Linked DNA regions of Homo sapiens: regions 1, 2, 4, 5 and 6 are each linked to region 3. Evidence: chromatin loops called from intact Hi-C (ENCODE). Cell type or tissue: CD4-positive, alpha-beta T cell. All regions are shown on one strand. Each heading gives the region's core, and the rest is flanking DNA. Links, peaks and the distances in the headings are about the cores only. Region 1 holds the start of RPL27 (ribosomal protein L27). Region 2 holds the start of PSME3 (proteasome activator subunit 3). Region 3 holds the start of DHX8 (DEAH-box helicase 8). Region 4 has its middle 2.7 kb from the start of TMEM101. Region 5 holds the start of NBR1 (NBR1 autophagy cargo receptor). Region 6 holds the start of TMEM106A (transmembrane protein 106A).

What was found. Hi-C counts contacts between places; a loop is a spot of excess contacts. Peaks named below come from ENCODE experiments on the same cell type or tissue, not always from the same donor. Only the 100,000 strongest peaks of a DNase experiment are listed, where the experiment ranks them.
Region 1: it touches region 3 in a loop (10-fold over the local background); 10 of 110 quality-filtered maps call a loop at or near these places.
Region 2: a loop joins it to region 3, with 4 times the contacts of the local background. A loop is called at or near these places in 10 of 110 quality-filtered maps.
Region 4: it touches region 3 in a loop (18-fold over the local background); 12 of 110 quality-filtered maps call a loop at or near these places.
Region 5: a loop joins it to region 3, with 12 times the contacts of the local background. A loop is called at or near these places in 10 of 110 quality-filtered maps.
Region 6: a loop joins it to region 3, with 7 times the contacts of the local background. A loop is called at or near these places in 8 of 110 quality-filtered maps.

Annotation. Positions count from the first base shown.
Region 1 is chr17:42,996,092-43,000,969 of GRCh38, reverse strand. It overlaps RPL27 (ribosomal protein L27), which reads right to left and starts at 2,551. Exons shown (of 5, transcript NM_000988.5): 1 at 2,499-2,551; 2 at 2,139-2,221; 3 at 868-1,037. The coding sequence starts at 2,219. It overlaps LOC124904006 (a long non-coding RNA gene), which reads left to right and starts at 1,037. Exons shown (of 2, transcript XR_007065759.1): 1 at 1,037-1,249; 2 at 1,584-4,878. RefSeq lists enhancers at 2,090-2,199, 2,270-2,509, 2,520-2,829, 1,795-2,994. In CD4-positive, alpha-beta T cell, for the core only: a CTCF peak has its summit at 2,844; a DNase peak (open chromatin) is centred at 2,659; H3K4me3 peaks cover 1,830 bases; H3K27ac peaks cover 2,353 bases.
Region 2 is chr17:42,830,437-42,835,314 of GRCh38, reverse strand. It overlaps PSME3 (proteasome activator subunit 3), which reads right to left and starts at 1,918. Exons shown (of 11, transcript NM_005789.4): 1 at 1,642-1,918; 2 at 939-971; 3 at 738-800; 4 at 439-543. The coding sequence starts at 1,683. RefSeq lists an enhancer at 2,101-2,270. In CD4-positive, alpha-beta T cell, for the core only: no CTCF peak of the experiment used is centred there; DNase peaks (open chromatin) are centred at 1,924 and 2,184; H3K4me3 peaks cover 1,895 bases; H3K27ac peaks cover 1,774 bases.
Region 3 is chr17:43,481,395-43,486,272 of GRCh38, reverse strand. DHX8 (DEAH-box helicase 8) reads right to left here and starts at 2,298. Exons shown (of 23, transcript NM_004941.3): 1 at 2,088-2,298. The coding sequence starts at 2,235. RefSeq lists enhancers at 2,034-2,463, 1,763-2,605. In CD4-positive, alpha-beta T cell, for the core only: CTCF peaks have their summits at 2,311 and 2,511 (motif pointing left); a DNase peak (open chromatin) is centred at 2,452; H3K4me3 peaks cover 1,903 bases; H3K27ac peaks cover 976 bases.
Region 4 is chr17:44,015,485-44,019,896 of GRCh38, reverse strand. It overlaps a transcript of TMEM101 not described here. Among named protein-coding and RNA genes, the nearest start is that of TMEM101, 2.7 kb to the right of the region's middle. RefSeq lists a silencer at 2,962-3,256. In CD4-positive, alpha-beta T cell, for the core only: no CTCF peak of the experiment used is centred there; no DNase peak of the experiment used is centred there.
Region 5 is chr17:43,169,892-43,174,769 of GRCh38, reverse strand. NBR1 (NBR1 autophagy cargo receptor) reads right to left here and starts at 3,556. Exons shown (of 21, transcript NM_005899.5): 1 at 3,468-3,556. LOC101929767 (a long non-coding RNA gene) reads left to right here and starts at 4,367. Exons shown (of 2, transcript NR_110868.1): 1 at 4,367-4,644. LOC124900391 (a long non-coding RNA gene) reads left to right here and starts at 3,806. Exons shown (of 2, transcript XR_007065760.1): 1 at 3,806-4,354. It also overlaps a transcript of BRCA1 not described here and the pseudogene BRCA1P1. RefSeq lists enhancers at 3,416-3,525, 3,846-3,955, 4,206-4,255, 4,526-4,735. In CD4-positive, alpha-beta T cell, for the core only: a CTCF peak has its summit at 2,432; DNase peaks (open chromatin) are centred at 2,399, 2,789, 3,639 and 4,389; H3K4me3 peaks cover 2,321 bases; H3K27ac peaks cover 2,359 bases.
Region 6 is chr17:43,209,974-43,214,738 of GRCh38, reverse strand. It overlaps NBR1 (NBR1 autophagy cargo receptor), which reads right to left. Exons shown (of 21, transcript NM_005899.5): 21 at 3,051-4,765. The coding sequence ends at 4,665. TMEM106A (transmembrane protein 106A) reads right to left here and starts at 2,864. Exons shown (of 9, transcript NM_145041.4): 1 at 2,817-2,864; 2 at 2,345-2,512; 3 at 1,487-1,718; 4 at 848-911. The coding sequence starts at 1,697. In CD4-positive, alpha-beta T cell, for the core only: a CTCF peak has its summit at 2,700; a DNase peak (open chromatin) is centred at 2,938; H3K4me3 peaks cover 2,404 bases; H3K27ac peaks cover 2,645 bases.

The DNA of each region.
Region 1 (4,878 bases), core at 551-4,550, 490 kb after region 3:
TCAAGCGATTCTTCTGCCTCAGCCTCCCAAATAGCTGGGATTACAGGATTACCATGCCCAGCTAATTTTGTATTTTTAGTAGAGACAGGGTTTCACCATGTTGGTCAGGCTAGTCTCAAACTCCTGACCTCAGGTGATCCATCCGCCTTGGCCTCCCAAAGTGATGGGATTACAGGCGTGAGCCATTGTGCCCGGCCTCTTGTACTTCTTAAAAAACACTTGTACTGGCCGGGCACGGTGGCTCACGCCTGTAATCCCAGCACTTTGGGAGGCTGAGGTGGGCAGATCACGAGGTCAGGAGATCGAGACCATCCTGGCTAACATGGTGAAACCCCGTCTCTACTAAAAATACAAAAAAAAAAAAATTAGCCAGGTGTGGTGGCAGGTGCCTGTACTCCCAGCTACTCGGGAGGCTGAGGCAGAAGAATGGTGTGAGATCCCGCCACTGCACTCCAACCTGGGCGACTCCGTCTCAAAAAAAAACAAAACAAAACAAAACACTGTACTAAGACAGTGTATGTCCCCAGACTAAAGGGCCCAACAGGTGAGTAAAATTAATTGGGGAAGACTTGCTTTCACGCACTCACAGACTTTTTGAAACCTATTGTATTTATCCTTGAGGGTGGAACAGTGGAAGAGGGCAGATCAGACCCCATGCCTGTGTTTACTGTGGATGGAAAACAATCTTTACCCAACACTTAAAAGATGGATCAAAGGCAAAACTGGAAACCATAGCCACTTTATGAGTTGAAGATGAACATTTTGGAAATGATATCCCTTCCTGGTGTTGGAATGGCTGCAAGGTCTGTCTCATTATTCAACAGAGCAGGGAGAAGAAATTTAAATTCTAGTTCTTGAAATGCTCACCTTGTGGGCATTAGGTGATTGTAGTTATACACTTTCACAAAAGATTTTATCTTTGATCTCTTGGCGATCTTCTTCTTGCCCATGGCAGCTGTCACTTTGCGGGGGTAGCGGTCAATTCCAGCCACCAGAGCATGGCTGTAGGGGCGATCTGAGGTGCCATCATCAATGTTCTAAATGAGTAAGAATTACATTTGTTATTCACTGAGGGCCTATTTAGGCCCTGTGTTAGAGGTAGTGCAGTGTCCAAAAAATATTTCCACCCTCAGGTCTCCAAGATCCACCATTATAAAGAGAAAAATCACAGAAAGCTATGAGAAATGACCAAAGAGAAACAGAACAGTGTTTATCTCCATCAGGAAGCATCTGGAACGGCTTACTAGAGGTAAGAGATTTAAAAGTAGCAACAGTTAACATTTAAGAAGTACTTGCTATATGCCAAGCACTGCTCACAGGACTTGGTATCTATTCACTTGCTCCACTGCTAGTGAAGTGTACAGCCAAGGTTAAGACACCACAGCCTAACTCCAGAGATCAGTCTCAGGAGATGGGAGAGGGGAATCCAGGGGTACTCCAGTGTCCCCACAACAACAAAACGCAGTGGTGTATGTGGCCAGAGCCTAGGGAACTCTCTCAAGAAGCTACAAAATCATGGATAAGAGGAAAACAGTGAGGGGCTATGTGACCTTTCTAAAAGCAATTTCCTCCTCTTCTTACAGATTCCCAGCTGCAGCACTTCAGGTAAATAACAGAACACCTCCAAACCTTAGCAACAGGAAGGAACCCCCTATAGCTGGGGATGGTGGCACGCACCTGTAGTCCCAGCCACTCGAGAGGCTGAGATGGGAGACTCGCTTGAGCCCGGGAGGTCGAGGCTGCAGTGATCACGCCACTGCACTTAGCCTGGACAGAGATCCCGTCTCAAAAAAAAAAAAAAGAAAAGAAAAGAAAAGGAATCCCCTATGATTACTTCAAGGACTGCACATGACAATACCTGAAAGGCAGTGGGAGCACATAGCAAGCGTGCAATGTCAGCCACTATTACTATATATTTAAAGCCTCTGGTGGAGAAGGCTTTATGCGTTGGGAGCCCAATTCAGCTCACATTTGCTTTTACTGTGCTTCTTCCTCTCTCAAAAACTCTCCCACGTTCACCCTGACCGTGCTCACTGGCTACTGCCCCAGAAACAGGCCTTGAATTCCAAGCCTGCCCGCCCCGCCGCAGCCAGCCTGGTCCCGGCATGCAAGGACGCAGAGTCCCGCGAGGCTGATACCTTCACGATGACAGCTTTGCGTCCGGAGTAGCGTCCAGCCAGGACAAGCACCACCTTCCCAGGTTTCATGAACTTGCCCATTTCTGCAGAGAGCAAGGAGAAAGGGCCACTTAAAAATCCGTAAAGCCAAAGATGCCCAGAGCTGACTCCTGCCAGCAAGCCCAGGTCTTGGGCCGGAACTTCAGACTGTGTTCACTGTCGCCTTGGTCAAGGCCGCCCGAGGGCCCTGCTCGCAGGACAGGATCGGATACGTAGCCGCCAGAGACCTAGGGAAGGAATGCACCCGGCGCCGCCCGGACCTTCGACCCCCAAGCCGCGGATGGCAGCGGATTGAAAGATTCAACCCAAGCTTCTACTTACCGGCAGCAACCACCCGGCCCTACCAGCAAAAAGGAAAGAAGGACACTTCCGCTAACCTTTCACCCCGGTGAGGAGTGACCTCACTTCCTGTCCCGCCCTTCAGGCTTTGCCACGCTGATTGTGTGGTGCTGAGTCTCGTGTTGCGGGCGGAAGAAGCTCATGAGGGAAACGCAGGGCGCGGCAGCTCAAGTATTCGAATGAAACTTTATTAGCAGCTCCAGCAGTAGACAAGAGCAAAGGAGACTCCTCCCGGCCGACGGAAGAGCTGGGAGGGCGACTGTGCTGTGCGCTCTGGACTCAGCAGCTAGGCTTTGTTGTAGTTCCTTTCTCTGGCGCTAGGAGGGGGAACACAATCTGAAATTTACTTTTTCTCTTGGGAGACACAGGGAAAAAAATAGGGCATTTATTGGTGCCTGTCGGGGGCACTGTTAGCTAAAGAGGGAGGGACAAAGATCAGTAAGGGTGGCTGGTCCGATAGTAGTGGGTTATCAGAACTTATCAACGTTAGGGTCACTAAAGTTGGTATACAACCCCCCACTGCTAAATTTGGTTTTAAAAAAACAAACAAAAAGGATATTTACCCCCAACAGTTAAAGTCTAGTGGTGTCACTGACATTACCAACTAGAATAAGCATGAGGGAGGTAGAGGAGAAGAATGGCAGCTGCTTACCCTGTGCCAGGTCAGGTTAATCTATTTATGCACATCATCTGATTTGGTCATCATAACACTAAGAAATAGATACTATTATCTCCATTCTAGAGTCGAGGAAACTGGCTTAGAGAGATTTGCCCGAAGTCTATAGTGGTTAAATAGTGGAGCTGGGGCTCAGCCTCAAGCAGTTCAACTCCTGAACCCATACTGTTTACCATGTCACCATCCTGAGCAGCGATTCTCTCCCAGGCAAGATGTGAGCACTTTATACAAGCCGGCAGCCTGTTTAATCCTCACAACTCTGCATCTTGGGCATTCTCCTCCCATTTAGACATGAGGAAATTGCAATTCAGAGAGGATAAATTGCTTGTCTGAGGTTAATCCTAATCAGTGGCATAGATGGGATTCAAATCTAGGTCTGAATCTAGGTCTAGTTGGCTCTCAAACTGAATTATTTCCCATCACTCACCAGAAGAGTGTTTTCACATGGTACCTTATGTGCTTTCCGAGTTTAAGGGAAAGATAAACTATCTCACAGTTTTTGCTTATCTGAACCTATAGGATTTGTCTTGGGCAAGATGTGGAACAACCAGGATTTCATCAGTTCTCTCCTGAAGCTCTCCAGTGATACAATTTTCCCTGTATCCCTCAGGATCCCATTGCAATGGCTTTTGTTTTGTTTTTTGAGACAGGGTCTCGCTCTGTCACCCAGGCTGAATGGTGTGTAGCACAATCATGGCTCACTGTAGCCTCAACCTCCTGGGCTCGTGATCCCCCCACCTCAGCCTCCTGAGTAGCTAGGACTTCAGGTATGTGCCACCATGCCCGTGTAATTTGAAGAAAAAAACAAAAACAAAATCAAAGAACTTTTTTTTGGTAGAGATGGGGACTCACTATATTGCCCAGGCTGGTCTCAAAAACTTCTGGGATTAAGTGATCCTCCTACCTGAGCCTCCCAAAGTGTTGGGATTACAGGCGACGCAGCACCGTGCCCGGCCCCATTACAATTTTTTTTTTTTTCAGACGGAGTCTCATTTTGTCACCCAGGCTGGAGTGCAGTGGCGCGATCTCAGCTCACTGCAACCTCCACCTCCCGGGTTCAAGCGATTCTCCTGCCTCAGCCTCCTAAGTAGCTGGGACTATAGGCTCCTGCCACCACACCCGGCTAATTTTTATATTTTTTGTAGAGATGGAGTTTCGCCATGTTGGCCAGGCTGGTCTCGAACTCCCAGCCTCAAGTGATCCGCTTGCCTCGAACTCCCAAAGTGCTGGGATTACAGGCATGAGCCACCACGCCTGGCCTCCAATGGTTTTTAAAATGTCTTTTTCTTATATATTTCATTTTTTAAAGAGATGAGGTCTTGCTATGTTGCCGGGCTTGAATGCAGTGGCTATTGACAGGTGTGATGTAGCTTCAAACTCCTAGCCTCAAGCGATCCTCCCATTTCAGCTTCCCAAGTAGCTAGGACTAAGCCACCTTACCCTCCAAATCAAATCAGTAACTAAATCCTCTGAATTTTGTCTTATGTCTTTTATTTTTGAGATGGAGTCTCACTTTGTTGCCCAGGCTGGAGTGCAGTGGCATGATCTTGGCTCACTGCAATCTCCGCCTCCTGAGCTCAAGCAGTTCTCCTGCCTCAGCCTCCCGAGTAACTGGGACTACAGGCGCATGCCACCACGCCTGGCTAATTTAGTATCTTTAGTAGAGATGGGGTTTCACCATGTTGG
Region 2 (4,878 bases), core at 418-4,417, 650 kb after region 3:
CTGTAATCCCAGCACTTTGGGACGCTGAGGCGGGTGGATTACTTGAGCTCAGGAGTTTGAGACCGGCCTGGGCAACATGGTGAAACCCCATCTCTACAAAAAATACAAAAATCAGTGGGCATGGTGGTGGACTCCTGTAGTCCCAGCTACCTGCGAGGCTGAGGAGGAAGGATCGCTTGAGTTCGGGAGGTCAAGGCTGCAGTGAGCAGCATTCCCGCCACTACACTCCAGCTTGGGCAAAAAAAGTGACACCCTTTCTCAAAAATAAATAAATAAATAAGAAATAAAAGAACTATACTAGAGTCATCATGTCTGTAACAGAGTCCTAGTTCCCAGATCCAAATCCCACTGTTCCCTCTGTACATCTTAAACTGACAAGGAAACAGAGGACAGAGGACCTACTGCTCAAGAACACAAAGATAAATATAGGACACTTACACCATCCAGTCCATCATGGCTATTGGTGAGAAGAATGGGGTCAGGGACTGGGAGATTCATGTCAGAGTGGATCTGAGTTAGGTCATGGATGTTTAAGATTGGTTCCTGAAAGACACCCACCCCAAAACATTAATCTTTTCAAGCTGAACAAAGAAGTATTTGATTTGAAGAGCAAGAAATGAAAGTGCTTTTACAGTTTAAAAAAATAAAAAGAAGAAGAATCAACAGTTTATCCCAGTTGACAGTAATACCAGGGCCAAAAAAATTGGGGAATTTGAGGAAAGAATAGGGTCTCTCACCTTCAGAAAACTATCAAGTTCTAATAACTTCTTTGGGAAAAAATTTGCCACCAAGTCTTCTGCCTAAGGAAGAGGGAAAATACAGCTGAATTAATATCTGTGGGAAGGTCTCTCTCTCTCTCTCTCTCTCTCTCTCTCTCCAGGTATCTCCTCTTTGGGAAATTCTCAACCAACAACCATTTTTCTATTTATTTCACTCACCTCACTTGTGATCCGCTCCCTGAAAGAATCAACCTAAAATTAACAAAGAGAGCAATTCAGTACCTGGGGACAGAGGTAAGAGCAGGATGGAGAATCCCAATCCAACTGTCTTTCCCTCACCTTGTAACTGTAATAAGAAGCTGAGAGGCCCCCAGACTGCAAATACTTTATTTTTTTGAGGATCCATTTTTCCATCTCAGAAGAACGCAGGGCTTTGAGGACAGCACCTGCCTGTCTCCTCTGTCCTCCCCCTTCCCTCCCTTCCTCCTGTGTCTGAAGCTGTCTGAATTTGATAAGCAGACAAAAGACAGGTAGTTAGGGAAGATGTGAGCTCACAAACGTGCCAACCCCCACCCAGACCTAGTCTATGATACTAGGCAGGCCAGCCGCCAAGGGCAGGGGCAGTGTCCAGGGACGTTGTTGGGCTGGGGGATTACCAGCTGTCACGGGCCTAAAGCCCTGAGTCCAACACGTGTCCGCGGAGGTGTCCCCGGGACTCTCCATCATCAGACGCGGTACAGAAAGCCATCCTATATTTTCCTCTCCCGCGAAGCCGACCCCGGGAGTTGGGGGCTGGGCTGAGCCGAGCGGAAGCTCAGAGCTGGTATCCCCAGGGAGACAAAGACGCCATGGGGAGTAGGAAGCCGGTCAGACTGCTGGGGGATCAAAGCGAGGGGCAAAAAGGCCGGACCGGTGCCGCTACCTTGAGCTTCACTTCCTGATCCACCTTCAGCAACGAGGCCATGGCCGGGCCGGGCCGTGTCCGATCCTCTGGACACCGGAGGCGCTGTGGACTCCAGGGAGGGGGCCGGAGGGACCTGAGAAATCTCGGCTGACCTCGGGACCCGACCGCCCTTGCTGGCTTACTCACTGCTCGCTCGCTCCCTCCCTCTGTGCCGTCCGCCCGCCCGCCGGCAGCCTGCTGCCTGCTTGCTCTCTCGCTCGCCCTCCCGGCTTTCGCCGCTCACGCCGGAAACTGCGTCACAGCCAATCGCCGAGACTCCTGCGAGGCTGTGCACGTGCGCTGCGCAGCCGCGATGAGGCATGGCTTTGGACGCTCCCAGCGGGGTTCACACTGCCGGGGTCAAGTGTCGGGTAGGGGTAAAGTAAAAAGGAGAGCTGTGGGGAATGGTGCGCTGAGAACTGAGCCTCCGAGAGACTCGGAAACGGTGCGGCCCTCTCTGTTGTCCCGGAACTCGCCTTCACCGAAGGGACCTTCTCAGCCGCTGCACTCCCGGGGACAACGCCGTCGCGCCCCAGTGACGTAGGCTCGGGGAAGTCGGGGACCCGGGTACTGGGTTCGGGGGTGTAGTCCCTGATTCCCGCTGCCTCTGCCCGTTTGCCGAGGCTCAAGTGTTTAGGCTAGAGCGAAAAAGACAAGCGCCGTTGTACCAAGCTTTCCTGGTACATTTCCCTGCCAACTGATTCTCGTAAGCTTCCAGACCTCAAAGATCAACTACCTAATTGGCAAATTGATCCCCAGAGTAGGGTAGGGCTTGTCCAAGGCGTTTCCAGTACATCCTGAGCCAGAACCCAGATCTCCTAACTTCTACGGCAGTGCTGTATCTATTTGCCTAGTGGAAGCATGAGACTATACCTCTTCATGCACCCATTCATTCGATCTCTCTCTCTCGACATTGGATATATCATTCAATAAAATGGGGCAGGGCACTGTGTCAGATTCTAGAAATATGTGAGTCACATATGTAGGTTGAAATCTTCTAGTAGCCACAATTAAAAAGTAAAACAAGTGAAAATTTTAGTCATACATTTAACCCAGTTTATACAAGTATTTCAACATGTAATCAACATTTAAAAATCGAGATCTTATGCATTCTTTTCTCATACCAAGTCTTCAAAATCCAGTGCGTATTTTACACTTAACTGCACATCTCAATAAGGCAACACCACATTTGTAGTACAGTGCTCAGTAGCCACATGTGGCTGCTGGCTTCTGTATTGAAGAGCACAGCTCTGGGAAATCAAAGGCAAACAAGATTCAAGGTCGCTGGTCCCATGGGGCATAATATTGGAAAAACACCAGAAAGTAAACTGACAAGGTAACTGCAAAATTTGATAAATGTTAGGGAAAAAGTGGATGACATAGAAAATACGAGAGATCTATTTTAGATCGAATGGCCAAGGAAGGCCTCTGAACAGGCAAGCTGTGATCTAAAGGATATAAAGAGGTTAGCATGGAAAGAGTGAGAAGAGCCTTGAGAGGTATAAGGGCAGCTCAGGCAAATGCTCTAGGGAAGGAAAGAGATTGTCTTGAAGACAAAGACTAGTGAGCTGAGGGTGAGGAGGGTTGTTAGTAAACAATCTAGATTAAGTGCAAAAGGAGGTCATCAGATTTGTATTTTGGGGTCGCTCTTGCTGTTGAACATTTATCCTAGGCTGGCCTCTCTACTAAGTGCTAGGAAAATGAGGGGAATACACAATTAAATGGAGTAAAGCACAGAAGACTGACTATGGCCTTTGGGATCAGAGACCTGGGCTTCAAATCCCACCTCAGCTCCTTACTAACTGGAATCTTGGGCAAATTATTGAAATGCTGAGTCTCGATTCCCTCATCTGTAAGATGGAATTTTAATAATTAGTAATAAATAATAGTATGTAATTTTGTAGTGTTGTGAATATTAGAAATAATATATGTAAAACAATTAGCACAGTGCTTAGACACAAAATAAATAGTAGCCACTGTCAGGTAAGTAAGTGATCTGTTAATGCTTAGCATGAAGAGGTTACTCCTTAAATTACAGTAATTATTTCCATTCCTGCTTTCAAGCTCAAAGTCCTTTTCAGCTTATAGAAGGCCACATATAACATCATGCTCTATCAGTTTTCCCCCTTTTACATGTTTTCTGTTAACACATTTCCCTGGGAACTTTTGAGATCCGATTTGAAACTTCAGGAATTATTTCCCACATTTACTCCATTCTATTTTAAGTATGCCACTATTCTTATTCCAGTCAGAATTTATAACATCAACTGGAAAAGCTAATATGTTTGTGCCTGTTAAAATATGCTTTGTTCTCAAATAATTATGTTTTGTCTCCTTCAAGTAGGTTATAAGACAGATACACATTCTCTTTATTTCCCTTCCTCCTCCCCATCCAAGTGTTTAATATAATACTCCATTCATTTGTTTATTCAGTGAACAACTGGAGAGTACCACTACACTTAACAATAACTATTCATTTCTGGGTGCTTACAAGTCACATGTGATCACTGATGACTGGTCTAATTTTAAATTCATGTCCCAAAATCTCAAATGAGTGCACAACACTGCCTGAGCTCCTACTACATGCTCCTGACAAGTTTGCTCTCCCACCCTCCCAATGACTATCATACTTTCTCATCTCCCTGAACCTCCAGTATTCCTTCTCTCCCACCTCCAACTTATGGCCTGGGCTCATTCTTTATTGAGAAAACAGAAGCAGATGAGAACTACCTCATCATCTCACCACCAAATCTGCCAATCTGCAAAATACTTTCTGCCTTTCCTCTTTCATTGAAGGAAACAAACCTGTTCCTATCTCTTCCTTTTGTGCTTTGGATTCCATCCCCTTTGACTTTCTCAATCCCATGTCTGTGCCCATGATTAGCCCCTCTTTTTCCTACATCACATCCTCTGCTGGGTCATTTCCAGACATAACCAATATCCCCTATCTTGAGAAAACTCCCCCCCGAATCCAGATTCCTCTGTAGCTGTTACTCCCTTTCTGTGCTCTCCTTCCTGGCAAGACTTCTTGAATTATTTATTGTCTCTTACTCTACTTCCTCATGCCCCATTTACTCCAATCCACTCTAATCAGACTTCTCAACCCCACTTTCTCACTGATATAATTTTTGTTAGGTTACCAATGACTACCATGTTGACACCAGTGGTCACCTCTCATCTTATTTGAATCTCTCAGTAGTACTCAATATATTAGCC
Region 3 (4,878 bases), core at 374-4,373:
CCCAACTCTGCCAATTTAGTTTCAACAAAAGACACTGTCTATTGCATTAAACCAATATTAGTACTTTTTTTTTTTTTTTTTGAAATAAAGTCTTGCTCTTTTCGTCCAGGCTGGAGTGCAGTGATGTGATTTCAGCTCACTGAAACCTCCGTCTCCTGAGTTCAAGCGATTCTCCTGCCTCAGCCTCCTGCATAGCACCAGTCACCATGGCCAGCTAATTTTTGTATTTTTTTTTTTTAGTAGAAATGGCGTTTCGCCATGTTGGCCAGGCTGGTCTCAAACTCCTGACCTCAGGGGATCGGCCTGTCTTGGCCTTCCAAAGTGCTGGGATTACAGGCGTGAGCCACCAAACCCAGCCAATGTTAGTACTTTTAATGTTACTGGTTTTATAATTCTGTATGTAACAGAAAAAGCATATTTGTGGGTTTTCTGCAAATTAATTGAGATCTTTAGCTATAAATAAACTAAAAGATTATGAAGTTTATACTTCGCTCTATTTTTGTACACAAATGAAGTTAACATCAAAACAATTAAACACTGGGGGTTAATGTCAATAACTTTTTTGTTTCTTCTAAAAGGCCAAGGTATTAGGAGTTAAAATGAAAACAGAGAGAAAGGTAAGCTCCCTGAAAGCAGAAATCTGTCTTGTTCTCTGTGGTATGCCTAGCCCCCAGCTCAATATTTGCTGAATAAAGGAAACATATTAACGAGATAGCAAAACCGACGAAATTATCACCTCATTATCAACTAAAAGAGAAGAATCCTGCGGGAAAAGTTATATAGGACAGACACATCTTGGCTGGGAGGCAAGAGAAAAAAGTAAACTAAAATATACTGGCTGCAGGGCATCTTCCTAAATGCTATATGGTGACCCTGTGAAGACATCGTCCCACTTCACAGATGAGAAAAACAGCTTCAGAGAAACTATGAATCTTACCAAAGGTCACTCGTCTAACTTCCCTAACCCCTCCTGTCACCTGCCCCTTCCCTTCCATCCCTCCGGTTGATGACTTTATCTTCATTTAGGAAACTGAAGAGTGGGCTGGAACTCTCTCACTCATCTTCCCACCACCAATCTCTAAACTCATCTGAATCTGCAACTGTATTCTCTGTCCTCGCTCCTGTTACAACTGAAGAAGCCTTGCTGTACGTACCAAAGGTCAATCCATCCATTGGTTGCCCTTGATCCCATCCATCCTCTGTACCTTCATAAAGGCTCCATCTGTCTATGGCTTTAGCTTTAGGACCCTAGCCTTTTCTAATTCCTCAGTTTCGGCTCCCCAGATGTAGTTTGCCCCAAAACATCTAGTGACTGGTGTTTAAGACATAGTACAGGACGCAATGGCTCACGCCTGTAATCCCAACACTTTGGGAGGCCGAGGGAAGAGGACTGCTTGAGCCCAGAAGTTCGAGACCAGCCTGGGCAATACAGTGAGACCCCCGTCTCTACAAAAAATTTAAAAATGAGTCGAGCTTGGTGGCGCCCGCCTGTAGTCCCAGCTACTCGGGAGGCTGAGGTGGGAGGACTGCTTGAGCCCAGGAGGTGGAGGCTGCAGTGAGCCGAGATCGTGCCACTGCACTCCAGCCCGGGAAACAGAGCGAGGCCCTGCCTCAAAAAAGAGTACAGGATGAACGGTCAAAGAACACAGTTAAAAGCACAGACGCTAACTACTATGTCACAGAGTGGCGTGAAGACCAAATAAAATAATGTCAATAAAGAGCTGAGCATCGCATCTAGCACATAGTGAGCACCCAATAAACGTCAGCCATCATCGTCGTCATCGCAGCATCTGCTGCTGTTGTTGTTAAACATGTTTAATTGAGGCTGAAAAAACAAACAAAAAACAATCAAGCAGAGATGACCGCCCCGGGCTTCACTGACAGCTCTGGGAAAGTTTCTAAAGTTTCTCGAGGGCTCTCAAGCCGAGGCCACGGCAGCGTGTACCCTGGGCACCGGTGTCTGCGACAGAGAGAGACAGATTCACACGAACATACTTTCGGTCCATCAACCACCTTTCTCCTTCCTCCTTCCTCCTTCCGCTTCCCTCAATCCCAAACTGAGGTCCCAGGGACCTCCCCGAGCTCACCAAGGTCCTTGTCGTTGATCCCCAAGTGATTGTCCAGCTCAGTGCAAACCTTTGACACCAAAGACAGGTACTCGAGTTTGGCAAGTTCTTCCGCGGGGCCTGGCTCCGACCCGATTAAGGCTCCCGCCATGGCTACAGCCACAGCCATGGCTATAGCTTGCCCAGAACCTCCTTCCTCACAGCCGGCGCTCAGAGCTACTCCGGCCGGGTTCCAGCTTTCACTTCCGGGTCAGCGCGCGTCCCCTTTGTTTACGGTAAATTGAAAATTTGAGGAACGAATCAAGTCCCAACAGGATGGATCATAGAGATCAAACAGGAAGTGCTTAAGGAAGGGACAACTAGAGTGGGTTACTCTGCACGCCGATCTGCGCCCTCTACAGGCGAGAAAAATCTCCGCCCGCCCTCAGGCCTGGAAACGTTCACTCAGCGCGCTCCCGCCCTGGGTCGGCAGAGGGCGACCCCGGCCTGCACAAGAGGCGCCGGGAGGCAACCGCAAAACAGCCTGCGCCTGCGCTTTAGAACACTTGAAAAAGGAATCTTAATGCACGTCTGGAAAAAGACAAACTTGCTTTACTGTGGATCCGCAAATTCCCGGCCTCACTTCTTTGTGGTTCCTGTCGTCCGATCTCAAGTGACCCTTGACAAGCCAGTAGGCAGTAGATTGCCTTCTCTTGTTTTACACACGAAGAAACTGGCACTTCCACTGCCAGCTGGCTGCTTGGGCAAATCAATCTCTGGGGCCTTAGTTTTCTCATCTGTAAACTAGAATAATGTTGCTCTACCCTAAATGGAATAACTGCAAGGAGTGTGACACAGAGTAGGCACACCGCAAATGACAGTTACTGTTAATATCACAAGGCTAGGCCGGGTGCAGTGGCTCACGCCTGTAATGCCAGCACTTTGGGAGGCCGAGGCTGGTGGATCACTTGAGGTCAGGAGTTCCAGACCAGCCTGGCCAACGTGGCGAAACTCCATCTCTACTAAAAATAGAAAACTTAGCCGGGCGTGGTGGTGGTGGGCGCCTGTAGTCCCAGCTACTCGGGAGGCTGAGGCACAAGAATCGCTTGAACCCAGGAGGCAGAGGTTGGAGTGACCTGAGTTCACACCACTACACTCCAGCATGGGCGACAGAGTGAGACTTTGTCTCAAAAAAAAAAAAAAAAAAATTCAAGGCTGAGATGATGGTCACAGAACTGGCCTCTGGTCTGTCAAGCACAGATCCCCTTAGTCTGGGAACCCACAGAGCCAGCTGCCTCCACTCTTGTGAAAACCTGCTTTTCAATCCCCAGTTTTCCTGTGTCCTCTCAGAACTTATTCCCCCAGGGGCTGGGCACTGTGGCTCACCCCTGTAATCCCAGCACTTTGGGAGGCCGAGACGGGCGGATCACTTGAGGTCAGGAGTTCAAGACCACTCTGGCCAACATGGTGAAACCTCGTCTGTACTAAAAATACAAAAATTAGCTGGGCGTGATGGTATGTGCCTGTAGTCCCAGCTACTAGGGAGGCTGAGGCGGGAGAATTGCTTGAACCTGGGAGGTGGATGTTGCAGTGAGCTGAGATCTCGCCACTGCACTCTAGCCTGTGCGACAGAGTGAGACTCCGTCTCAAACAAACAAAACACACACACAAAAACAACAACAAACCTTATTCCCCCAAATATCAGCTGTGCTGTAAGTCCAAGGTCATAAGCTCAGGTCTCCCAACTTCTGCTTCAGGTCTTTTTTACCTTTGTGGCAACCTTAATGTGGGATGGGGATTTTTCCCACACTCCAGTGCTCTGTGTGATGAGTAAGGAAACAGAAGCACCCTAAAGTGAATGGCTCTCCAATCAATCGGAAGGAGGAAATCAGTCTCCCACTTTTCACTTTGGCAACATTTTTACACTGGTGTACCTTTGGACTCTGTTTCTTCAACATCTCATCATGGACTGAAAAATGACAGGCAGAGAAAAACCCAGCCATTGTTCTCACTGTCTCCAGAAGCTCCAGGTTTCCAGGTTCCTAAGGAATCACTACTAAACCCTCTGAGTTCTTCCTACCCCTCCCCATTTCGCTTCCTCTTTCTCCCCATGAATAGAATGGAAAACTCTGCACTTGATCCAATGTGCTCAATTTGCCAGCTTGGAGTTACGATTTCAAGGGCTTATTCTATCTGATGTTCATTCTCTGTGCTTCTTTCTCTTTAAAAATTAATATTACTATTCTGCTTTCCTCCAATATTTAACCGGAAGGAGGAACAGATAGGGAGTTTGTTTTGTTTTCAAAGCTCTGTCAGAATAGGGGCTATGGAACCATAACATGTAGCAGCAGTAGTAGCAATAAATACTAGAATTAATAAATACTAAATGTTAGAATTGTTTGGGAATTATTGAACATATATATCAATAGTAAATATTAACAGCAAAACATTACATTTTATTTAGATATGCCATTAACTGCACATTTTAAGAAGTGACAGTTTTTCTGCAATATACATATTTCTTGCAACACCAAAAATTTCTTTGAAGCCAAAGGAAAACAAATAGTTATGTAGATACAGATAACTTGACAGCCCAAACACAGATGCACATGGAATCCTCCTACTCTTCCTCCCCATAAGAGACCGTGAATCGAACGCAGTGCAAAAGTAAATGTTTCCGAACTGTCCTCTGGATAGAATATTTTTCAACATAATATCAGATATAATTAATTTTCATTATTAGGTCGGGTGCAGTGGCTCACACCTGTAATCCCAGCACTTTGGGAGGCTGAAGCAGGCAGATCGCCTGAGGTCAGGAGTTCGAGACCAGCCC
Region 4 (4,412 bases), core at 405-4,404, 530 kb before region 3:
TGTTATGTGTATATCCCTGACAATTCTCACAATATGAATCTCCTTGCAAAGCCATGAGGGGTGTGGTTTTTATTAATTATGCTTTTAGTTCTCCTGTGCTTACCCTGTATCTGTAATCTATATCAATTGTGGCTTCCCTGTGTATCCGTAAGAGTATTTTCCTACAGTTGAGTATCAGATTGAGGCCAAATGTGGAGGAAAAGTTAAATATTAAATTTGAACTCAATTGAACATGGACACAAACAATGGTCACCAAGTCCCGGAACAGGTTGTGTGAGCCCCTTGAGGCATTCATCCAGCGCTGTTTCAGATAAATCTCTATTTCAATCTATTCCTATATGTTAGTTATTGAAAAACAACAGACAATCGCAAAAACAAGTTGACCTTTTTATGTTCCTTGAGCCTGGTCATGAAGGGCCCTCGTGCCTGGAGCTCATGCCAAACAACTCATTACAAAAGAGCTAGGGTCCTAGATTGTGCCGAAGCTTCATGAGACCTCTCCTCGTCTGTGCACGGACGAGTGGCCGACTCTGGAGCCCAGGCTGTTGTTTCCTAGTCTGGTGGTGAATCCGCCATAGTCTGGTGAGTGCAGTGTCCGACTCTCGAGCCCAGGCTGTTGCTGTTGCTTCCCAGTCTGGTGGTGAATCCTCCATAGTCTGGTGAGTATAAATACATATATCTCTTTTCCTTTCTCCCCTTCCCATTGCAACTTGCTTACTATATCATTTGCTTATTATATCTGCATTGCCATTTATGTGGGATAAAGCTTGTTTACCCTTAAAGGTATTGTATGTGTGCCTTTTCTTCTCCCCTCACTCGTCTCTCGCACAGAACACTAGGCAGGGGTAGGAGGAACTGGGAGTGGGGGGACCACAGGGACAAATGGCTGTGTTCATTTCTCAGGGGCCAGGCCACCCACCCATCCCCCTCTTCTGGCCTGATAGCATGCCAGCATCTGTCCCAACCCTAGAAATGAGGATTTGGCCCCAGGTCCTTCCCTTCTCAGTATCCCTCTGGGAAAGAGGAAAGAGCAGGAAAAGGTAGAGAGGGACTTCAGCCCTGAGAAGGGGCGCAGTGGGTACCAAGGCAAGCTTCCTCAATCCAATCTTCCCCTCCCCCTGACACAAGTCCCTGGCCACTGCTGCTGGAGACTTGATTGGAAACTGCTTGCTAAGGTTATGATGGGAGGGTGGGGCATTGTGCCTATAGGGACAACCCAGGCAGACTCCTAGGACTATTTTATGGACATGTTGTACACAATCCTGGTTCTGGTCCTCGTCAACACTTTAGGGCTGTACACCTCAGCCATTTGAAACGGAGAGGTGAGGAGACTGGAAAAATAAAACCAACTGGAAAGTTGATTCTGTACTATGTGCCTATATTGTGGTAAAGGAAATTTGTTTTGTGTGGTTGTCACTGGTGGGTAGAGATAGACAAAATTACCTTTAACCCAGACTTTTTCTCATTCTCCTTGCCTAGAGACCTCCCCACCCTCCAACATACACGTATACAATCTCATTCCCTAGTTCTTTGCATCTATATGTTCCTCTCTCGTGTTTTTTTACTTTTTAGAGATGGGGGTCTTGCTTTGTCACCCAGGGTGGAGTGCAGTAGTGCAATCATAGCTCAATGCAGCCTCAAACTCCTCGAGGAATCCTCTTGCCTCAACCTCCTGAGTAGCTGGATTACAGATGTGGGCCACCATGCCTGGCTTCTCATGGTCTTTCTGATTTACCCAGACCTTATCCTAGTGACTGTGTTTGTTTATTTATGAGATAGAGTCTTGCTCTGTCATCCAGCCTGGAGTGCAGTGGTGCGATCTCGACTCACTGCAACTACCTCCTCCCAGGTTCAAGCGATCCTTCTGCCTCAGCCTCCTGAATAGTTGGGATCACAGGCTCCCGCCACCATGCCCAGCTAATTTTTAGTAGAGATGGGGTTTTGCCATGTTGGCCAGGCTGGTCTCGAACTTCTGGCCTCAAGTGATCCACCCGTGCCTCTGCCTTCCAAAGTTCTGGGATTACAGGTGTGAGCCACCATGCCCGACCCTAGTGGCCGGTTTAAAATGAAATGTGAAAAGGGGTTTTATTGCCCACCTTTCACTGGCTGGTTGGGAATTTTTTTTTTTTTTTGAGACAAGAGTTTCGCTCTTGTCGCCCAGGCTGGAGTGCAATGGCGCGAACTTGGCTCACTCCAACCTCCGTCTCCCAGATTCAAGCAATTCTCCTGCCTCAGCCTCCCAAGTAGCTGGAATTACAGGTGCCTCCCACCATGCCTGGCTTTTTTTTTTTTTTTTTTTTTTTGAGATGTTGTCTCACCTTGTCACCCAGGCTGGAGTGCAGTGGCGCGATCTCGGCTCACTGTAAGCTCTGCCTCCTGTGTTCACGCTATTCACCTGCCTCAGCCTCCCGAGTAGCTGGGACTGCAGGCGCCTGCCACCACTCCTGGCTAATTTTTTTTGTATTTTTAGTAGAGACGGGGTTTCACTGTGTTAGTCAGGATGGTCTCGATCTCCTGACCTCGTGATCCTTGGCCTCCCAAAGTGCTGGGATTACAGGCATGAGCCACCGTGCCCAGCCTAATTTTTTGTATCTTTAGTAGAGATGGGTTTTCACCATGTTGGCCACGCTGGTCTCGAACCCCTAACCTCAGGTGATCCAACCCCCCACTTGGCCTCCCAAACTGCTGGGATAATAGGCGTGAGCCACCACACCCGGCCTGGTGGGAATTTTTTTTTTTTTTTTGAGACAGAGTCTCTCAATCTGTCGCCCAGGCTGGAGTGCAGTGGCGTGATCTCGGCTCACTGCAAGGTCCGCCGCCCAGGTTCAAGCGATTCTCCTGCCTCAGCCTCCCAAGTAGCTGGGACTACAGGCGCCCGGAGTAGCTGGGATTACAGCCATCACGTCTGGCTAATTTTTGTATTTTTAGTAGAGACGGGGTTTCACCATCTTGGCCAGGCTGGTCTTGAACTCCTGACCTCGTGATCCACCCGACTCGGCCTCCTAAAGTGCTGGGATCACAGGCGTTAGCCACCGCGCCCAGCCCAACACCTTTTCATTTATCTGTACAGCACATATTTCCTGAGGGCATCCTGTATACTAGGTCCTGAGGGCATCCTGTATACTACAGATGGTTCCCAGCATTGGAGTTTTCAACTTTACATTGGTGCGAAAGCAGATCTGCATTCAGTGGAAACTGTATTTCTCTTACAATGCTGGGCAGTGTCAGCAAGCCACAGCTTCCAGTCAGCCACACATTTTCAACTTACAGTATTTTCAACCTATGATGGGTTTATCAGGATATAACTCCATCACAAGTCAAGGAGCATCTGTAAACAGTAAACAGAAACCCAGGCACCGTGTTTGTGCTTAGGGAGCTTGCGATCTAGTAGGGGAAGATTGTCAATAAAACAATCACAAATATATTGGCTGGGTGCGGTGTCTCACGCCTGTAATCCTAGCGCTTTGGGAGGCCAAGGCGGTTGGATCGCTTGAGGTTAGGAGTTCGAGAGCAGCCTGGCCAACATGGTGAAACCCTGTCTCCACTAAAAATAAAAATTAGCCGGGTGTGGTGGCAAGCGCCAGTAATCCCAGCTACTTGGGAAGCTGAGGCAGGAGAATCGCTTGAACCTGGGAGGTGTAGGCTGTAGTGAGCCAAGATCGCACCACTGCACTCCAGCCTGGGTGACACAGTGAGACCCTGTCTCAAAAATAAAAAAAAAGCATATATATGTAAAGCAGATATATATATATGTGTGTGTGTGTGTGTGTGCGTGTGTATCTATATCTATCTATCTATCTAATTGCCACCGTGCCAAGTGATTCAAAGGAAGGTAGCTGATGTTATGAGAACATATAAACGGGTGGGGCGTGGGAGAAGGGGCTGAGAACACACTGGAGGGGAATGCAGAGACCACCTGGATGTCTGCTGCAATTAAACTGACAAAGTATGACAATTTGGGTTACAGCGGGAGCATGGCAGCTGGAGAAATGGACTGACTTGAGATGTCCCAGATGTTCAGATCTCCTTTTTCTCTCAGGGCACAGGCAAAAGGCAAACCCAAAGAGGTGACTTTGAGCCAGGAGGACCCCTTACTTTGATCTTAACAGAAACGGGGGTTTCCTCTGGTGCGTTATGTGTATCATTTATTGAACCACTACTATGTACTAGGACCGACCTTGTCACATTTAAAGTTCACAACTCTGGCCTGGCGCGGTGGCTCATGCCTGTAATCCCAGCACTTTGGGAGGCCGAGGCGGGCGGATCACGAAGTCAGGAGATCGAGACCATCCTGGCTAAGACGGTGAAACTCCGTCTCTACTAAAAATACAAAAAATTAGCCGGGCGTGGTGGCGAGAGCCTGTAGTCTCAGCTACTCAGGAGGCTGAGGCAGGAGAATCGCTTGAACCCAG
Region 5 (4,878 bases), core at 420-4,419, 310 kb after region 3:
TGGAGAGTAATAAACACTTAGTTAAACCAACAATCAACTCAAGGCTATCCTCATTCACATATACCCCCGCATCTCCCACTTCTGCCCCAACAATGAACTGACCATAGTCAACTAATGTTTTAACCAAACTATAATAATATAATTATTTTATATTATTGTATTTATTTATTTTGAGATAGAGTCTTGTTCTGTCGTCCAGGCTCAAGTGCAGTGGCACAATCTTGGCTCACTGCAACCTCCACCTTCTGGTTTCAAGCGATTCTCTCACCTCAGCCTCCTGAGTAGCTGGGACTACAGGCGCCCGCCACCACGCCTGGCTAATTTTTTTGTATTTTTAGTAGAGACGGGGTTTCACCGTGATAGCCAGGATGGTCTCGATCTCCTGACCTCGTGATTCCACCCACCTCGGCCTCCCAAAGTGCTGGGATTACAGGCGTGAGCCACCATGCCCGGACTATTTTTTAAAATATTTTTATGGGAAAATTTAAATCTATACAAAAGTAGAGAGAATATAATGAATCCCTATGGACCCATAAGCTAGCTTCTTTCATAATTATCAACTCAGGACCAATTTGCTGTAACCAAAGGTTTACAGCAATACCCTTTCCCTACTAGATTATTTTGACAGACATCTATGCTTTTATCCATTAAGAATTGAGTATGTACCTCTAAAAGATAAGAATTTTTTAAAAACAGTCTAGATATCATTATCATGCCTAACAAGTTAACAATTCCTTAATCAGATTTCTATTCTGATCATTATGTTTTTAATTAAGGATTTTGTTTACTGATGAATGGTTACGTTTAACTGGTTTTTATGACTTTATGAAAAAATAGCTTAGGTTGAGAGGAACAAGATATGAAAAAATAGCTTAGGTTGAGAGGAACAAGATTAAGTCCCAGGGATTTACAGCGTGGTCTGCGGGGGTGGGGGTGGGGGGCAGAGGGGAGGCGGAGGAGCACACAAACTGGGAAGACTTAGCTTCCAGACATACCTCCGGCCCATTACTAGACATAAAACTGTGAGCAGGTCAGTTCGCTTTTGAGCTTCGGTTCTTTAACCTATAAAATAGGTCTAATACGTCTGCTTTGACTATCTCACAGTGTTACCATAAGGATCAAATTAAAAATGTGTACGCAAGTTCTTTCAAAATGTCATTCAAATATAAAAAATATGATAATAAAGGCCAAGCACAGTGGCTCATGTCTGTAATTCCAGCATTTTGGGAAGCAGAGGCAGGCAGATCGTTTGAGTCGAGTTTGAGACCAGCCTAGCCAACATGGTGAAACCTCGTCCCTACTAAAAATACAAAAATTAGCTGCGTGTAGTGGCGCAGGCCTTTAATCCCAGCTACTCAGGAGGCTGAGGCAGGAGAATTGCTTGAACCTGGGAGGCAAGGTTGCAGTGAGCCAAGATCATGCCACTGCACTCTCGCCTGGGTGATAGAGCGAGACTCTGTCTCAAAAATAAAATAAAATAAAAAACTGGACGGGTGTGGTGGCTGATGCTGGTAATCTTAGCACTTTGGGAGGCTGAGGCGGAAGGATCATGAGCCTAGGAGTTCAAGACCAGCCTGGGCAACAAAGCCAGACCCTGTCTCCTTAAAAAAATTAAGTTCAATTAAACATTTTAAAAAATAATAGGGCCGGATGTGGTGGCTCACGCCTGTAATCCCAGCACTTTGGGAGGCCGAGGTGGGTGGATCACGAGGTCAGGAGATCGAGACCATCCTGGCTAACACGGTGAAACCCCGTCTCTACTAAAAATACAAAAAATTTAGCCAGGCGTGGTGGTGGGCGCCCGTAGTTCCAGCTACTCGGGAGGCTGAGGCAGGAGAATGGCGTGAACCTGGGAGGTGGAGCTTGCAGTGAGCCAAGATCGCGCCAATGCACTCCAGCCTGGGCGACAGAGCAAGACTCCATCTCAAATAAATAAATAAATAATAATAAACCAGTCTTTAGAACCATAAACCTGTACTGTTTTCCACAATGTAATGCACTGCCCTGTAAAATACTACAATTAAGACTGTCATTTAAAGGCACTTTTTTGAAACCCTAAGACAATTATCCCCCAATTTTCTCCATTCTTTGTTTCTACCAAGAACCAAGTTCACCACCAAAATAATATTAGTCTCTTAACAACAATCCTGCTGACATCTAGTATTCATTCATATGAAATGTAATTATTGGGGTCCTTAAAATTTGAGAATCTTTGTCAATTCCCCAGGACCTTAGGCAAAAAATCAAGGAAATGAAGTGACTCAGTCCGCCAAAAGTGGGTATTCTGAAATATCACTTTCCAACTTCAAGAAACACACTTCCCTACTTGTGAAGGAAATGAATCTTCCTCTCTTTTTCTCAAATTACACAATTGGAAATTTAGATACTCTGGAGCTCCTCCAGCTGGTGGGCCAACTAAGAGAAAACAGGAAGTGGGAGATTCTAGCTTGGCTGGACCATATCCAGGTCTTCATAAGGAACTCTCTTTGGCTGACATGTAAAAAAATTCTTTCAGCAGGAGCATTAATCTTAAACGTGTGTAAACACCAAAGCTATGGTTAACCCTATCTGCCCCTTAGGTCTACAGCCAGTAGAGTCAGATAGCTGGGTCTTAGGCCTTCAGCTTTCATAACTGGCATTATTGTAAGTCCATGCCACTGACTCACCTTTGCTTGGCACAAGTTAGCTTTTCCTCCACGTCGATTTTTTTTTCAGCCTCAACAAAATCCCTTTAATGAAACAGACCTGGCAACCTGAGCTTTGATTACTGTCTCCACCAGAGGCCTTTACAAGCCAAGTTATCCAGGCTTTAAAATGTGTGACCTGAGGCCGGGAGCGGTGGCTTATACCTGTAATCCCAGCACTTTGGGAGGCCAAGGCACGAGGATCGCTTGAGCTCAGCAGTTCAAGCCCAGCCTGGGTTGGTCTTTGAGAAAGCAAGACTCTGTCTCAAAAAAGTGTGGCCTGAAAGCTGAGTGTTTGACAAAAAGGAAAAACAGTGCCTTTCCAAAACCGAAGGTCCCTAACCAAGGAGATCTCTTTAAGGTCTCGAAAAAACGAGGATGGGATGAGAAGGATGTGTAAGTAGTGTCATTTTTTTACTTGCAGAGTTCATCCTAGTCTTCCAGTTTTCGTTTCCTAGCACTCCATGTTCCCAAGACAGTGTCACTACCCCGAGGGCTCTCTCATTTTCTTTGCCTAGGCCCTCATTCCACTGGGGAGTCGTGGCCTTCCATCAGTAGAAGCCGGATGTTCTGACCCACAGACTCTCCAACTCTCCGGCGCTTCTCGCCAACTCGGTCCCTCTGAACATGAAGGGCTCTCTCATCCTGTCACTAAAAAGATTAGCTGTCCCGAAACACGGAAAAAGTCGCCCCTCTTCTTTGCAGGATTCCTCCCTTGAACTTCCCCAAACCCTCTTAGCGTGACGTGACCCCACCCCTAGGTAACCGCAGCTGCTTCCTTACCAGCTTCCCGCCCCCGGGGGGCGCCTGCCGGAGGCCAATGCAAGGACCGTCCGCTACCGGCTCTGCCGCTATCCCTGTGGGGTGAATCTAACATGGCGGATAAAGACAGTAACTAGTCCCCTGTTTCTCCGAGTGTTCGCCAAGATGATTGGCTCTCACCACTTGTCCCTCAAAACGACCACGCCATTGATTGGTGGAGATTGCGTCGATGGGGCGGGGCAGAAGCAACCTGAACCCGAACAACAATAACAAACATTGAGGCTGAGGGGCGGAACTAGGAGTGCGCAGATGTGGGCCAGAGCGGATTTCCCCTTCCCCAGGCAAATTCGGCGCCCACTGCGTCCCCGCAGGCCACTGACCTTAGAGGACTACTTGCCCGAGACTCGTGGGGCTGGATGGGAATCGTAGTCTTCCTAGGAGTTGTAGGTATCTTTTTTTGGCCTAGTCTCTGCTCTCAAGATAGGAGAACATAACAACACTCCAATCCATTACTGTTGACATGTATAAGCCCGCGGAGGTCTCCAATCTATCCACTGGATTTCCGTGAGAATTGTGCCCGCTTTGGTATTGGATGTTCCTCTCCATAAGACTACAGTTTCCAAGGAACAGTGTGGCCAAGGCCTTTCGTTCCGCAATGCATGTTGGAAATAGTAGTTCTTTCCCTCCACCTCCCAACAATCCTTTTATTTACCTAAACTGGAGACCTCCATTAGGGCGGAAAGAGTGGGGTAATGGGACCTCTTCTTAAGACTGCTTTGGACACTATCTTACGCTGATATTCAGGCCTCAGGTGGCGATTCTGACCTTGGTACAGCAATTACTGTGACGTAATAAGCCGCAACTGGAAGCGTAGAGGCGAGAGGGCGGGCGCTTTACGGCGAACTCAGGTAGAATTCTTCCTTTTCCGTCTCTTTCTTTTTATGTCACCAGGGGAGGACTGGGTGGCCAACCCAGAGCCCCGAGAGATGCTAGGCTCTTTCTGTCCCGCCCTTCCTCTGACTGTGTCTTGATTTCCTATTCTGAGAGGCTATTGCTCAGCGGTTTCCGTGGCAACAGTAAAGCGTGGGAATTACAGATAAATTAAAACTGTGGAACCCCTTTCCTCGGCTGCCGCCAAGGTGTTCGGTCCTTCCGAGGAAGCTAAGGCCGCGTTGGGGTGAGACCCTCACTTCATCCGGTGAGTAGCACCGCGTCCGGCAGCCCCAGCCCCACACTCGCCCGCGCTATGGCCTCCGTCTCCCAGCTTGCCTGCATCTACTCTGCCCTCATTCTGCAGGACTATGAGGTGACCTTTACGGAGGATAAGATCAATGCCCTTATTAAAGCAGCCAGTGTAAATATTGAAACTTTTTGGCCTGGCTTGTTTGCAAAGGTCCTGGCCAACGTCAACATTGGGAGCCACATCTGCAGT
Region 6 (4,765 bases), core at 766-4,765, 270 kb after region 3:
ATCCGCCTGTCTTGGCCTCCCCAAAGTGCTGGGATTACAGGCATAAACCACCACGCCCAGCCTGATTTCTAATTCTGGTATAGTGGGGTGGCGGAGAGGGTTCGGCTTGGTGGTGACTCCCAGGTTGACACCAGGACCTTGGGAGGAGGTTGAGGGAGCTCCATGTCAGATGGACTCAGATCACAAACACAGTAGGCCCCAGGTCTGCCTGAGGTTCTGAAGTATCCCAGAACAGCGGACAATAGGTTTTTCATCTCTACTAGAAGAAAAACAAGCAAATCTGAACTGCCTCAGCAAGGGAGGTGCTTAAGAAAAATAACATTTTCAAATCAATTGCAGCCAGGGCCACATGCTTGTTCCCTCCTTCCTGGGAGGACTTGCAGAGCTACCAGATCCTTCCTGTCTTGGAGAGGGGGCCATGCTTTCTGGAAGCAGTGATGCTTAAGGAAGCCCACCAGGTGGCCTCAAGTGACATCTGCTGTGCCCACAGCTGCTGCTTTTTTCTTTCTTTCTTTCTTTTCTTTTTTTTTTTCTTTTTTTTTTTTTTTTTGATAGAGATGGGGTTTCACCATGTTGCCCAGGCTGGTCTTGAACTCCTGAGCTCAAGTAATCTGCCTGCCTTGGCCTCCCAAAGTGCTGGGATTACAGGCATGAGCCACCACACCCGGTCCAGGAGCTTCTAAATCAGGAAAAAATCCTTGGACGTAAGGAGCTGGTACCTCTGAGGCTCAGGCTTTCTATGGAAGAACTAATAGGAAGAAATTAAGGGAGATCAAAACAGGGGAGACAAAGGGAGCAGCCCCCAGGGGCAATGGCTTGTGAAGCTAGGGGAGGAAGGGGGGCTTACGTGTGCTTGGGCTTCAGCCTCTGGTCCCCATAGGGAATGAGAGCCACCAACTGCTTCTCCAGCTCTAGAGAGAGAGAAGGTGAGAGGGAGGGCCAAGATGCAACTGTGACAAATATTTACTGTGCCAGCTTCCCAGAAGCACGCCTCCACCCACACCATAGAGCAATGTTAGAAACATGCCACATCTGCCCCAGAGCAGGACTGGAAGCACTGGACTCTGCTACCAAAGTTGGCAGCTCAGCTTTGCCATCTCTAGAATGGAAGTGAGATTTCCACTAATAGGTATGAAGAATCTCTGAAAGTCACCAGCAAATCAGAGATGCCCAGCATCTTTGGAAAGTTCATTTGTAACTTCCTGAACTGAATGAATCCTAGGACACACAGTGTTGCTCAGAAGCACAGTGGCTAGAATCCTTCTTTCCCACAAGGGGCTGGAGAATACAACCAGGGAAGGAGGGCAGGTTTTTGCAGGGAACCCAAGGATAGTTAAGTATCTCCCTGGCCAGCCTGAGACTGGGAGGTCAAGAGCTGGGAGCAGATCTAACCCCATCCAAGGAGACTCAGAGGGGCTGCCCCAGGCCAACAGGCTAAGAACTTTCCCTGGATTCCAGGCTATTTCCAGAGCCTTGGGCCACTCACCTTGGGGAATCTTGCCACTGCCCTGGCAGGTGGGACAAGTCACGAAGCTGGCATCAGCAGTTCCTTCACAAGGCACACAGGAACAAAAAGACTTGCTGCTACCGGTGCTGGAGTAGTTGACAGCCTTGCTGCCAATGGCTGGTTTGGAGGACAGGATTGACTTGTTCTCATCCTCCCGCCAAGAGCCCAGCTGGGAAAACGTCTTACCCATTCTTCAGGGGCGGGGGTTTCACTAATGAGAAAAGACCAAAGTTCAGTGCTAAGCTTGTTAGCACTGACGCCAGATGTAATTTTGGTTTGAAGTTCTCAAGACTGGCAAGGAGCTTCACCACAGTTTAAGCAAGCTCAAGCCTAAGGAAGATAGGATGTGAAAAACTGGGTGGTCACATGGGACTCTCAGAAGTCTCAATGCATTTCGACTCCTTTCATTATTTTAAAAGAGACCAATCTGCCTACAAAAGGGAAAACAAAAGAAAAGCAGAAGTTACTTCACTTTAAGGAACTTCCATAAGTGATTGTCAGAGCATTTAATTTTTCTCTGGAAAAGTTGCTGAGCTGTCATTCAGTTTAAGGGAAGGAAGTTGGATAGGGCAGAAAAGAGATTCTTTGAATCAAGGAGAGAGGAGGCCAGACTGGTCACAGGTGTGGTTAAGACCCCTATCTAAAGAAGCCCTGGGAGAAAGCAGACACCTCACTGCTTTCTGAGGCGGGGTAAGAAAGCCTGAGGAGGGTCATAGTGATACCAGGGTCTGTCTTTCACTAGGAAAACTCAAGGCTAAATCTGGACTCTGTGTGACAGAACGAGGCCGGCAAGTGAGCCACACAGATCTTTCTGGGCTAAAATATAGGGATGCTCACCTTGTTCAGGTCTGGGATCCCAGGCTCCTCAGCCGCACGAGGGCGAGACTTCTGGAGTGCGTCTTTGGGGAGAAGGGCCTCTAAGGGCAGAGTGGGCTGGGCTGGGCTGAGCTGAGCTGGGCGGTGGTGGGGAGAAGCACCGCCTGGGGCCGGCAACCGGCCGGAGTCCTAGGGGAACGAATGTGCCGCACTGGAGAGTGGGGATAGTAAGGACGCTGACCTCCCCGAAGGGCCAAGCCGATTCCTGGGCTACATGGGGGCTCTGCCATGGGCCGACCGGGTGGAAGCGGACGGAGAAGGTGTGACTTCATTAAGGGAGGATTTCAAGTCCCACCACACACCCCTAGAGGCCGTTAGTCAAGCTTGGTACCCGTGCGGGGGGCGCCTGTGTGTTGGGCGAGGAGGCGGCAACAGGAGGTGTCTTGACCTCCGAAAGGTAAAGTAGGTATAAAGGGTCTAGGGAGGGCCTTACCCGCGGACGACTGCAGCGACAGAAACGGAAGAGAGTGGAATCGAAAATGCGGGAGCGAACACTCCCCTCAAGCTTTGACTCAGTGCCCAGGGAAGTCCCGCCCCAGCCCCTAAGGGCCCACCCCCCCGTCCCCCGGTCCGCCCCTTCGCCACGCAGCAGCCTGAGACGCTGCCAGCTCTTCAAACGTTACCCGAGGGCCCGGACGCTGCTTCCGCAAGGACTAGCCAGTCCGGGTAGGAATTTCCAAGAACATTTATTTCACCATTCTTTAGGTGGTTATGTACAAGTACATACATAACCAGGAGAGCAACCCGGGCCCTCCTGGCCCTCGATTATAAAACTCCGATGGTCAAGACAGGTCCCACCCATCAACCCAATTACACCCTGCCGCTCCACCTTCTACCCGGAAGCCCCGATTAAAACGTTTTAAATAATGAACGGCCTGGCTGGCTTGCAGTTTGAATCCTGGTTTATTTAAGTAGCATTCAGGAGTTATACTGTAAATAAACATCATTATGGCTAATGACTAATTAAAATCACCATTCATTACAAATACCAACCAGGTTAGATAATACTATTAACTATCTTTTCCCCTTCGGTCTGGGGTTCATATTCTTCCTTTTCTGGAAGTCATTTTCATGGATAAAATATTTAGCATTTTTTGTTACCTCTTCCTTCACCAACTGTACTCAACACACTTCTGTAAACAGAGTGAGAACCTGGGTTCATGGACAAGCTCTTTTCCACTTATCTTCGGGTTAAACCAAAACTTTTTCAGCAACTTTGCCCCTGTCCAAGTTTTGCAGAACACCAGCTGCCTCTTCCTGTTCTAGGCATTCTAGGGCTAGATACCTGTGAACGGACTTCAAGCATTAAAGAAGTCATCAGCATTTCCTATACCTCACACACACTCATTTGCCCACCCTGAACTTCACTGACATTAATTTAGGAGCCTGCCTTTTGCCTTTCACATGTTTCTATTTCCCCCACTGTACTGTAAAATAAGATCTGCCCTGACATTAAGAAAAAAGGCAACTGTTAAATTTACTTTTCCCTTTAAATAACGGGATTTTTTCCTTTTCTATAAGATTAGCAAAATATTTCACAATACCTATATTTTTTCCCTTAAATAAAAATGTATGCAAAATTACTATAATAGACATTGCTCAATAGGTGCTGGTAGGTTTATCAGCACACTCTTCCTCCTTTCATTGAAATGCGGAGATTCCCTTGAAGTTGGATACTCTTGAATGCACCATGGAGTCTTTAGAAAGCAACGGTGCCAATTATTAAGTATTGCAGGAAAATTACTTTCTCCTTGAGAGAGGAAGAGTAACAACATTTCTATCATGCTCTGGGTGTTATTTCAATGCCAAATAACTATGAAGCTTGAGGTGGATTACAGAAATTATGAGAATAAGAATTATGAGAATAATTCTTAAAAACAACTTCCGAGGTTAATGTCTTTCAAAACCTGAAAATTAACAGATATCCCCATAAAAAATCCACATTAGCCAAAGAAAAATACTCAGTTTCAATAAAAGCAGAAAGAAAAATGGTTCTATATGAAGTTGAAGTTACACTTGTCAATGCACTAAAATAGTTTTATCCAAATCAACTGAAAAACTGTCTTCATACTATTCATCCAATGTCTAAAGTGAAAATTTAAGTTCTGGTCTTTAGTTTGCTCCCCAAAATACTGTAGCAGGTATTGTCTTGGTAACTCAACGATGGGCTCTATACAGATTCATCAGATTAAAAATAAGCAAGGGCTTCTATCCCATACCCCAATGACAGAATAAAGATCATCTCTGAGCAGCAGGCAGTTATTTAATACAAGGTCACTCCTCAATAGCGTTGGCTGTACCAGTCGTTGTTGTTTAACTGAAGAAGTTCTGTCACAACCTGCAGGATATTGTAATTGTGTTTCTTCAGCAGCCGTAGGTTCA